2 separate regions of the Homo sapiens genome follow, and region 1 is linked to region 2. The links are chromatin loops, found by intact Hi-C in ENCODE. Cell type or tissue: endothelial cell of umbilical vein. All regions are shown on one strand. Each heading gives the region's core, and the rest is flanking DNA. Links, peaks and the distances in the headings are about the cores only.

Region 1 (6,115 bases), core at 678-5,677, 330 kb after region 2:
TTGGAACTCTTGTACATTGCTGGCTGGCATGTAAAATGGTACAGCCACTGTGGAAAACAGTTTGGTATTTCCTCAAAATGTTAAACACAGAATTACCATATGAACCAGTGATTCTACTCTTCATTACACATCCTAAGGAAATAAAGGCAGGGACTTGACCAGATGCTTTTTTGGCCAATATGCTCCCCAGCACTATTCACGATGCCCAAAGGTGGAAACAATGTAAGGGTCCAACCGCAAATGAATGGATAAAACAACATGTGATATGTACATACAATGCAATTATTTTATTTGGCCATAAAAAGAATGAAGTTCTGACCCATGTAACAACAGGGATGAAGCCTGAATACATTACATCAACTGAAATAGGCCAAACATAAAAGGACAATTATTGTATGATTCCACTTATTGAAATATCTAGAATAAGTAAATTCATAGAGAGGGTAAGGGCCGGACGCAGTGGCTCAAGCCTATAATCTCAGCAGTTTGTGAGCCTGAGGCAGGTGGATTACCTGAGGTCAGGAGTTTGAGACCAGCCTGGCCAACCTGGTGAAACCCTGTCTCTACTAAAAATACAAACATTAGCTGGGCATGGTGGCACGCGCCTGTAATCCCAGCTACTCGGGAGGCTGAGGCAGGAGTATCACTTGAACCCGGGAGGTGGAGGTTGCAGTGAGCCAAGATTGCACCACTGCACTCCAGCCTGGGCCACAGAGTGAGACTCCGTCTCAAAAAAAAAAAAAAAAAAAAGTAAAAGTTACCATGAACTAGAGCAAAAGAGAAATGGGGGAGTTATTGCTTAATTGCCACAGAGTTTGTTTTGGATAATGAGAAACTTTGAAAAAGGATAGGGGTGATGGTGGCACCACAGCATGAATGTAGTTAATGCCGCTTAATTGTACAGTTGAAATGCTCAAAAAGGCAAATTTATGTTATATATATTTTACCACATAACAAAATAAAATAGTTAAGAAAAAGATTTAGTAGTGGTTACCTTCAAAAGCAATGAAAGAGTGAGATTTCTCTTTTGAGAAACCCCTCCTGCACTGTTTGAACTTTTATCACATATATGTGTACTTTTTAAAAGTCAGCAAGATCATCTGTATGTGAAATTGTGAGTTGGTTTTATCTTCTTAGATATGATTTCCCTTATTTTAAAAAAATCTATATGTTAAAAAACATCATTTTCTAGCAGTTTTCTGTTTCTAGAAGTAGAGACATCTTTTGAGCAAATTTTGCTTTGGTAAAATGACCAGAATGGGTGCCTTGAAAACATGTATAAAACAAGCGGCCGCTCATTAATCTTAGGGAAATCTAATCTTAATTATAGCTAATCGTAATTCAAGTCTTTCATTTACAGAGTTTGTTGTTTAGTTTATTAATTGTGGTGTAATTTTGAGTAGTACTATACTCTTGCAGATTTAGAGGGTATTTTTCTCCTAAATTCGAATTAAGGTTTGTGCTTCCTGGGAGATGTGTGTGTGTGTGTGTGTGTGTGCATATGCACGTGTGTCTGGTCCTCTGTACACATATGCTCCACTCTTGCCTTATGCGGGAGGAGATGTTGAACAGGAGCTGGGCAGGGCCTCTCACAGCACACCAGGGAGCATTATGCCAGTGCCTACACCTGGCGCTGGAGCACACCACCGATGCTCCAAACTGCTGGAAATGTGCCATTGTTTGCTGTGACTGCGTAAATGGGCCACAGACTAGCAAGAGACTGGATGAAGAGAAGCAAATCCCCTTCTGTCTCTGGGATTGAGAGCCTTGGCCTAGACCCAGGTCAGGGGGAACTGGTCAGGGGTGTGCCTTTTGATTGGAGGTATATTGACCTCTGTAATCTGCTCATCAGTTTTTATGTATCATGGCTTAGCCCCTCGACAACTTCTTTTTTTCTTTTATCTTTTTGTAAGGCAAGGTTTCTCTCTGTTGTCCAGGCTGGAGCGCAGTGGCATGATCACAGCTCACTGCAATCCCAAACTCCTGAGCTCAAGCAATCCTTCCACTTCAATCTCCCAAGTAGGTAGGACTCCAGCCTAGCAGTTACAGCTGCCTGATTTCTTTCTTTGTATTTTTTGTAGACACAGGGTCACACTATGTTGCCCAGACTGGTCTCAGACTCATGGCCTCAAGGGGTCCTCTTGCCTCGGCCTCCCCAAGTTTTGGGATTACAAGTGTGAGCCACTCTACCCAGCCTCAACTTCTTTTTAAGTGTTTTTCTATTTTCCCCACCATGAGGATTTTTTTTTTTTCATAATGCTGAAGCCCAGGAACTAATCTAGGAAAAAATAATTGTTCCCCTTTCCTTTCCTCACACCTTTTCTTTCTTTTCTATTTTTTTTTTTTTTTTTTTGAGACAGAGTCTTACTCTTGTTGCCCAGGCTGGAGTGTAGTGGCGCAATTTCAGCTCACTGCAACCTCTGCCTCCCGGGTTCAAGCAATTCCCCTGCCTCAGCCTCCTGAGTAGCTGGGATTATAGGCAAGCGCCGCCACACCCGGCTAATTTTTGTGTTCTTAGTAGAGACAGAATTTCATTGCATTAGCCAGGATGGTCTAGATCTCCTAACCTGGTGATCCGCCCACCTCAGCCTCCCAAAGTGCTGGGATTACAGGCGCGAGCCACTGCGACTGACCTCCTCACACCTTTTCAATCTTTCTCTCCCCATTCTCTTTATTCGAAAACATGAAAATCCACCATCAAGGATGGCAAAGACAGAATCACCCCACAGGACTGAGGTGGAGGCAAAGTAGAATGCCGCTTTGGTCTGGACTAGAGAGGAGACTGGGAATATCCCACATGAACGGACCTCATCTCTATGATGTTGACATAGTGTATAGTTCTTCTAACATAGCCTTTAATAAGCAGCACAAGTATCTTCTTGCCTTTTCTCCCTCTGGACGGTAAGCTCCTGGAGGCCAGGGACTTGTCCAGAGCTGTTTCTCCAATACCTGGCAGAGTTCATGGCGGACAAATGGGCATTCAAACATTGGCTGCATAAGTATTTCATGTTTCAAAAGAAAGTGACTTCTCTAGTTGTAATGGCCATCCAATCAGATGATGCAAGGGGAAATGATAACCGTTTTAAAGACCCAGAAATATAACACAGTTTTCAAAAAGACATTTCTTAAAGAAACAAAGTATGAGTAGGATATCATCTCAATTTTCTAGTGGTGTTAGAGTCACTTCCCTGAACAAGAAATGAGAGCAATGATGCAAATGAAATATGATTACAAACACATTGAATTCAAAATGTAGTGGTTCCTAGGATATCATGTGCAGATTCCCAATTTCAACATGTGTTGTTTAAATAAACGACAAAAGATCAGATCTTTTGTGACTAAACATTTATAGCACTGTATATTTTACATCTTATCTTCCCACAGCTCCCTCTTCATACTAGTTTGTTTTTATTGGACCACCAGCAGCAAATTCCTGCCATTTTATAACCTTATGACATTATTGTCATTGCTTTTAGCACAGGCACTGCTACATCTGTTAGTAAAAAAACTAAAAGTATTCTCTCATGAGTCACTAAAACACAATTGCCAAAACCAATTAAACTCGTGCCAAATATGACAAGTCACCAGAAGACTTTTAGCAATTTACAATGTTTTTGCTGGGAAAAGGAAATAAAGAAAAGAGAGAGGTACATTTGCATAACACTTTTTTTTTTCTTTTTTGCTAGTGAGCTTCAAAAGTTATAATCACTGAAATTTAGTAATGCTGACTACATCACTTTCTTCTGGTGTTTTTTACACTATCGTCCAGAGTTGATCATTAAAATTCTCGGTGGTTGGTCCTTCCCATCTCCACACTGCAAAATATTCCTATTCTTCCTGAGCTGGAGGTACTCACCAAAGATGAATGAACAAAGTATAGAAGAAGCAATGGCTGGATTTTAGGTTGAATAATCAAAGGATGGCCAGATATTTAACAAGCAATAAGGTAAACCAGCAGTGAAATTCTGCATATAAACCTGCCTGGGGATAGGAAATTTAGCTCAAATAAAGGCTAGGGATAGAGTTAAAAAGTGCCAACAGGAGAGGTATTTTCCTATCCTCACCTCAGCCAGTTCAAGATGAGTAACACATTGGCAGGACTTGGATACAGGACATCTCACTACATGTAAGCTTTAAGAGAAAAGAGTGTAAATTTATTACAGTGTGGAAAGTACAGGATTAACTAGACTACTCAATTGGCCTTATATCTTACCACCTAGATCTTTGCAGACTCATCCAGCAGAGAACTGAAGCAATTATTTCAACAAAACTGAGGCCCCAATATTTTTTTCCAAAATATTCTAAAAGTAGAGGAAAATATGTACTTAGTTAGACAATCAGTTGCACTATCCACATTTCAAATCCTGCATACATAAGTGTGGCTACTGGCTACCCTGCTGGACAGCACAGATACAGAACATTTCCATCACTGCAGAAATTTCTACTGAATAGTACTAATCAAAAGGATTTGGGGCCACAGTGGCTCATGCCTGTAAACCCAGCACTTTGGGAGGCTGAGGCAGGAGGATCACTTGAGCCCAGGAGAAGGAGGCTGCAGTGAACTATGATTGTGCAACTGCACTCTGGCCTGGGTGGCAGTGTGAGACCCAATCACATGAAAAAGAGGATTTGGGTCACTGAAAAGACAATAGAGAAGGAAAAATTCTTGGCTATTTCAACCTGTAAGAGGTGAGGAGAGTGAGAGAAGCCTGAAGATTTAGGAGTGTACAGAAAGGAAGGGGGAAATCAGGAGTATCAGAAGTCAAGGGAGAAAAAATTTCAAAAGACAGTAAAGAAACAAGAATGCCGCAGACATAAGTGAGACAGTCATTGAAGAGTACCATTGAACTTGGTCATAAGAAGATCATCCATGGCCTTCGAAAGACTCCAGATCACAGTGAGTTCAAAAATCAATGGGAGGGTATGAATTGGAACTGATGAGTATAGACAGTCTTCTAAGAAATTTAACTTTGTAAATAATTGCGAGAGTAACACTGCGCCTGGCACATCCTCTGTGTGTCATCTCCGAATCTGAAGTGTCCCTAACAAGGTGGCTTCTGCATCTCACGGCTTCATGTGGACCTAGAGATCTTATGAAAGTATCATGGAGCAAGATTGTCATAAATAGCCCCATAGCCCCACCTTGTTCCTTTGTGGTAACTTAAGCACTGGGAGGGTCAAACTCACTAAGTGTTCATATGTGGGTCTTATAAACTAAAAGATTTTTTTTTCATTTTTGGTAGCAACGAAACGAAAATAATTCAGCTAACTTTTTCACTTCAATGGAAAGGGGCACCTCACTGGTGGGAAGACAAAAGGTTATCATATTTTGCTTATTTTCCCCTTGTATTAAAGAAATAATTTTATTGGGTTTTTGTTGTTGTTGTTGTTGTTTTGAAACGGAGCCTCACTCTGTCGCCCAGGCTGGAGTGCAGTGGCATAATCTCGGCTCACTGCAACCTCCACCTCCCGGGTTCAAGCAATTCTCTTGCCTCAGCCTCTCAAGTAGCAGGGACTACAGGCACCCGCCACCACACCTGGCTAATTTTTGTATTTTTAGTAGAGACGGGGTTTCACCATATTGGCCAGGCTGATCTTGAACTCCTGACCTTGTGATCTGCCTGCCTCAGTCTCTCAAAGTGATGAGATTACAGGCATGAGCCACCGCGCCCGGTCCGATTTTAGTGTTTTATTTAATATTACAAAAGAAATACATTCTCATATAAAAAGACTTAGAAAACTCATATGAGCCAAAAGAAGAAGTTAAAATTACCCATTATATCTGTTTGTGTGCTTCAGCTCCAGGAGAAAGAAGCCCTGGCTTAAGCAATACAGACTACTACATAACAAGGAGTCCAGGGCCAGGTGGGTGGGTTTCAGGGCTGGTTTTTCCAGTGGTTCATTGATGTCATTAAAAATCCAGATTTATTTCATCTCTCTGATCTGCCGTCTTCAGTGTGGTTTTAACATCAACCCATTGGCTCTTACAATGGTGACAACAGTAGTTCAAGGTGTTACAACAAGACATAACCACATTGAAAGGAAAAAGAGAGACTTCCTCATCTCTTTTACAAGCAAGACATTTTCTTGTAAGAGCTTTCTAATGGACTCTTCC
Region 2 (6,115 bases), core at 698-5,697:
CGAGGGGCTGAACTTGCATTCCTTACTTTGGGTTTCCAAAGGCTTTGCATCGGAGATGCACCCAGGGAAGCATGTCGGAAATGCAGAGTACTGGGTCCCACCCTTAGAGATGCTGGCTTGTTAGGGGTAGATCGGGCACGTCATATTTGGACTTGCAGAGAAGACAGGAGAGAGTGATTTTGTTCAAAAGTAACCAACATGAACAAAGGCATGGAGGTGGGAGAGTGTGCCCGTGTGTGTGTGTGTGCACATGTGTTTACTGCAAAGGAGGGAAAATTGTGAAAGACTGTGAAATGGACCAAAATGATAACTGGATTTCCCTCCTGCATTGTGGAAGGAGCTACTTGCATCTGTGGTTTATGTACGTCTCTGTTCTTTGGTTTTTCCTTTGAACCAGTTCTAACATCTTCCTTGTTCTCGAATTAATTAAAAAAAATATTTGGCACAAGTCCATTTTCTACTTCTAGAGTCACAGTTACCTCTTTTAAAAAATTCTCTCTGTTACGCACACACACACACACATGCACACACGCACACAGACACCATACACATGCACGTTTGTAAGCCCTGCGGGGCTCAGCCCACTCACCCTGAGAAAATGGTTAACTCGGTGAGAAAGACTGCGATCTGCTGAAACGCCAAACCATGCAACATGAATTTTATTAGGTAGTTTGCCTTTAAGATGGTCCTTCAAAGTGTTGGAATCACCATTTTATAGTTATTCATCCCTCTAAGACACCATTGAACAAGAATGCATAGGAAGCATTGCTCTTGGCTTTTTCTGTACATTTCTGGGAACTTGCCTCTGGGATTCTCAAACTGCCATACAAGGTAGAGTTGAGTAAGCTTTTCCGTCTTTTCACGGCTGGTTCAGCAACAAATGCTGTTGGCTGCTTTGAGTGCTTTGAGTTTCCTCACAGAATGTCTTGACTCTCTTTTTTTTTTTTCAGACAAAGTCTCACTGTATCACCCAGGCTGGAGTGTAGTGGCACAATCGTGGCTCATTGCAACCTCTGCCTCCCAGGTTCAAGTGATCCTCTCACCTTAGCCTCCCGAGTAGTTAATTTTTGTATTTTTTATAGAGGTGGGATTTCGCCATGTTGCCCAGGCTGGTCTTGAACTCCTGGGCTCAAGTGATCTCTGCCTGCCTTGACCTCCCAGAGCTCTGGAATTACACACAGGAGCCACTGTGCCCGGTCTATCTTGACTTTTTCATCTGTAGGGGGCCAGAGAGAGAGAGAGAGAGAGAGAGAGAGAGAGAGTTGGCCTCGGGAGCCCACAGGCCTGTGCCTCCCCTGCTGTGTTATGCCTTCCACTGTGTTCTAGTGGGCCACGGTGCCAGAGCCACTGAGCCATCCTGAGGCCAGCAGCACCCCTGCCCAGCCACATGCACACCAAAGACACCCACCCCTCCCGGCTCAGGGCTGCTTCGTTCTGTTTCTGGTCCTTGTTTTAAAACCATGAAGCAAAGGGTCCAGGTGCTTCTTGTGCCTTTTGCTTTGCAACTTTCCACTGACATAGGCTCTCTCCTTGACCATACTTTAGCTGGGCTCCCTGATCCCTCTTCTCAGTGAGGCCTCATCCTTGAGTCCTGCCTTCAACCTGCCTTGCCCAGTTGTTGCAATGATCCTGCTAAGTCAGTTTGGAGAGAATTCTACCACCCTCGATGCCTGATCATTCTTAAGGAATTTGATAACTGCTCAAATTCCTCATCCCCTACCTTTGGCATCTGATCGCCCTTGCCTGCCTTCAGCAAGAATCCTGTTAAGTCAGCATAGCAACAATTCTCTTAGTACTTTTCCAACCACTGACCTCTCACTCTGCTCATCAGCTGTAAATCCCTAGCTCTCTTCCTTGCCTTCGGAGTTGTGCCCCATCTCTTTCCCCCATTTGATAGTCTTGACATCTACAGAAATCATCCTGAATCAAGTCTTCCTTATATTTTACCAAGTGTGAGAATAATTTTTTAATACCGTAAGGTCTGAGTCCAAAGAGTTGACTGCCCAGGCCATTTGGACCCCTATGGAAAGCTGACTTGAGCTGACTGGGGCCACATCCTGCTTTCTGAGACCCACCCAAACCAAATCACCATCATTTGGTCTTCCAAGGCATCCTGTGGTGTGTTGTCAAGGGGATCCCTCTAGTCTGCCCTCCTGGAAGAGAGTCACCCATTCCCCTTCTGCCTGGAAAACCTCTCTATCTGTAGACTGTTGTTTCAATTGCTGGAACATCCTGGACTTAAAGATCAAGGGAGATTTTGACCTCCAGGCTGGTGATCTCTGGCTTGGCTGAATGCTAAGCAGCCAGACCTCATGCACCATCTTCCAGCCCAGACTCCACATGCCATCTTCTAACCCAGACCCATGTACCGTCTTCCTACCCAGACCCCATGCGCCATCTTCCTATTCAGACCCCACGTGCCACCTTTCTATCCACTTCTCTGTGGGTAGAAGGGGTCTGATGACTTTGTAACCCACCTGACAGGACCCCTTCAGGAGGCGTCTTATTCTTTAGAGGGAGGGAATTCTACATGCTTGGGACATTTCCCCCCCTTAATTTGCTCAGCCTCGCAGAACCCAAACAGAAGTTAACCCCCAAGATGTGCAAGGACAAAAGGGGCAAGGAAATGGGCCTGAGCGGCTGAAACAACAAACCCTTTTCCTAACGGGCAAAGAATGATTTCCTATGTTAGAAAGAATTTACAACCTCCGCTGCTTTCCTTTCTTATTTCTTTTTTCCAGCTTCCTCCTTCTCCCGCAATAAAGGAGACCCGTTTGTCCCAGAGCCCCTTCTTTTTGATGAGAGTCTGACTCTGGGAGAAGGACTGGGCTTCAAGGAACACATAAAAGTAAGTAGTAAAAAACAAAACACAACACACAACGCAATGCCACCCGCAGTCACCTCTGACGGGCAGGACCTTCTGGGGCTGGGTCCATCTGCATTGTGATGAGAGCAGTTTGTGAGTGATGTCAGCCTAATTAGTCAGGCTAATGTCTGGTTTCCTGGAGCGGGCTTTTGTGAAGTAATTGGCTGCCTTAGGGTCAAAATGCAGTAATTATAGGTCTTACAAAAAAAAAAAGAAAACTAAATGAGATAAACAGCCTTTGAATTCTTCAAGCAAGTAAGCCAATCACACCAAGAGACTTCTCTTTGTGCCCAGAACTGCAGTGGGTATTTTGACAGGTGATTTCAATACCATGTAGCTATTTATTTATTCTGGGTTTGGGACATAAACACAAACATCTTGGCCTACAATTCTACACGTTCACCAAATGTGGGGATTGCATGGCAAAGGGTCTGCTTCCAGCACTGAAATTGGAGAATAAGGTCAGCAGGTATTTTGAGCTAAAGCAGAAATTCCACCACAATTTTAAAGCTAACAGAAGAGAATTATCCATGTAAACCAGCTCCCTTTCTTCCAGTTGTTTGCTTATTTTCTTTGTAAAAATCAACAACAGGAGAGTCTGGAAGGCTATGGAAAGCTAATAAAGTTTGGAAACATCATTTCGATCTCAGGAGGCGTGGAGACTGGATCAAAGCTGAGCAGGATGTGAGCCTATTTTTACCAGTCCTGGTTGAGGTGAGGGTGGCTGACCCCACAGTTGTGAAGACCTGGAGATAGGAAGTGGAGAAAAGTTTTATAGATGAAATAAGCCCTATTTCCGGGGTCCCAGTCCCTCCCACTGCATCACAAGCTGGCTAACCCTGGAAACCCCACACTCAACCCCAAACTGTGTATGCAGAGCCTGAGGCCCACTGCAGATCATCTGCATTATAATCTGCATTTTAACACAGTCCCCAGGGATTCCTATGCTTATTCACATAAACTACTTTGTGATGGGCTTTGTTCCTGATACCAGTGGCCCATTTTGAGCAAGTACATTGACCAGGCAGTAGTATGAGGGCAAAAGGTAAGTACCAGGGTGACAGCCTGCTCCATTTTGGTCTTTTAGAAGAGTGATTTGCAGATAATCGTAGCCCACTTTTCTTAATGGTGAAACTTCTGTTGGTTGTTTGTGGGAATTTGAGCACATCCTCCTCTCCCTCACTGCTCCACCCAGGACACCTGACACCCAAGCGTGAAGGGTACAGGTTGGCTCTATCGCTGTCTCTGTAGATGTGGCTGTAGATGTAGCCTGACATTATAGATCAATCACCATGCATCAATTACCATCACTTCTCCCTGAACAAATTAAAAAAAATAGATATCTCTTAGCACTGACCATGCATATGGAAGTCTGGTAATTAACAGCTCGACTTGAGTCTGCATCTCTGCATTACCGCAACCTTAATGATTTACCTACCATGCTAGGCCTCCCTTATTATCTAATTTAATCCCAATACACCACCATGTCTCTAAGAGGACAGGACCTACCCTAGCTTTCATGGAGCTTCCCATTTCATGGAGAAGCCAGACAATAGAAAATTCATTGCAAGTCTGATGGGTTTTACAGAAGGTTGCAATGGGAACATATCCGAGGGGGATCAAAGGCTTCCCAAATAAGTCATGTTTAAGTCGCAACTGAGAACTCCCGGGATAGGATTTTCGTGGTGAAGCTGGAGACAGATCAAGGTGAGCTTTGGTGAGCCATGAGGATGATGTTGGCAATGGGAAAGCTGTTAAACTAAGGGAGAGAGTAATCCAATCCAACGAGAAACAACAGCAGGGCTATGGTTTAGAGAATGGATGGCTTGGAGGTGGCCAGGGAGGGTAGGGTGGGATGAAGATGGCTTAGGCTGGAGTATGAGCCATGTGATGAAGAACTATTTAGATGTGGGATCAGTGTCACTTGATTTAGCTTGGGGAGCAAGGGAAAGAGAGACTTTGACTCCAAGGTGTGAAACATATGTAGTGGTCTTTAGTGTAGACTCATCAACTTGATGAAATGTAATCAAGTATTACCAGTCATGCTGTAGAGAACCCTTTCTCCAAATTTTACCACCCCTATTGTGGGCTAGGCACTCTGCAAAATGGCTTATCTACCTCTTATCCTTAATCTTCATTGACAACCCTTTGAGGCTAGCGCTGTTAGGATTCCCATTTCACAGGTGAGGAAGGCGAGGCTTAGGAGAGTGAGGAGGAGCTACGTTAAAGCTCAGATCTATCTGAGCATGGTCCTCGTGTCTCTGTTTCCCAAACTTATCTGATGACAAGACTCACCTGGGACACTTGATAAGTGTCCACACTGCCCGGTCCCCTCAGGCACCTGCTGATTTGGTGAGTCAGAGCCCCAGAATCTGAGTTTCCATAGACCTTATCACCAGGCCACTTTGGGAAGCACTGACTTATGCTGCTGAGACTTGGCCACAGAAGGAGCATTTGCCTTCACCTTACCCCTCACTCTGACTAGTTTTTATACACAGAACTTATTGCAACTTGAAATTTTTCTGTATTCTTTATTGATTTATGGTTTTTCAGCCCCTCTAGAATGTAAGCGCCAAGAGGGCAGCGATCAGACCAGCTCCTGGAACATGGCAGGACCAACACCCTCATCCGTGTGCCTATTCTCTTCCTGGAGGTCCTCCAGAGACTTCCTGCTCCCATTCTTGCTCCTCCTTCACCCACTTTCCATTTCCTGAGTGAAATGTAAATCTCATCCCCCATAGTCCTTAGAGCCAGACCAGCTTGCTTGGCCCATGCCTGCCCGCCCCTCCTTCCCAACTTTGTCCCTCAGCTCCAGGCTGCCACACAGGCCTCCAGGGTGTTTTCCAATCCCTCCAAGAGATCTTCAGCTCCCCAGGGCACCTTTCTTGGAGGGGCCAGTGCCATTTGGTGGGGCGGCGAGGTTAAAGACCACTCTCTCTGGTGACCACCCCTTTGCCCACTATCTTCCCTGGGCCTCCCCTGAGCTCTTCAAGAGAGAACCACTTGCTTAGAAGAGGCTTGGGAAGGATTTGTACAGTGGCCATGCCGCAGACCTGGGGTGGAAGGTGCAAGAAGGTGTCCTGAGCAGGAGGTCAGGAGGGCCGCTGAGCCATTTCCGAGGGGAACGGCGGGCCTTGGCTGGTCAGGGAGAGGGGAGACTGCCGGGAGGTCCCCTGCATGAGAACTCTGTGGCGGCTCCCTGGGTGGGCCAGGCCGGCACAGCCTCGCTGTGTTCTGTGCAGTTGAAAG

The links. A loop is a pair of places that touch in the nucleus more often than their neighbours do. Peaks named below come from ENCODE experiments on the same cell type or tissue, not always from the same donor. Only the 100,000 strongest peaks of a DNase experiment are listed, where the experiment ranks them.
Region 1: it touches region 2 in a loop (4-fold over the local background); 1 of 110 quality-filtered maps calls a loop at or near these places.

Annotation. Positions count from the first base shown.
Region 1 is chr9:95,791,737-95,797,851 of GRCh38, reverse strand. No RefSeq gene overlaps it. Among named protein-coding and RNA genes, the nearest start is that of ERCC6L2, 81 kb to the left of the region's middle. In endothelial cell of umbilical vein, for the core only: no CTCF peak of the experiment used is centred there; a DNase peak (open chromatin) is centred at 3,491; H3K27ac peaks cover 1,805 bases.
Region 2 is chr9:96,126,746-96,132,860 of GRCh38, reverse strand. LOC112268039 (a long non-coding RNA gene) reads right to left here and starts at 2,998. Exons shown (of 2, transcript XR_002956870.1): 1 at 2,707-2,998; 2 at 632-1,216. RefSeq lists enhancers at 3,640-4,163, 5,548-6,078. In endothelial cell of umbilical vein, for the core only: no CTCF peak of the experiment used is centred there; a DNase peak (open chromatin) is centred at 2,800; H3K27ac peaks cover 940 bases.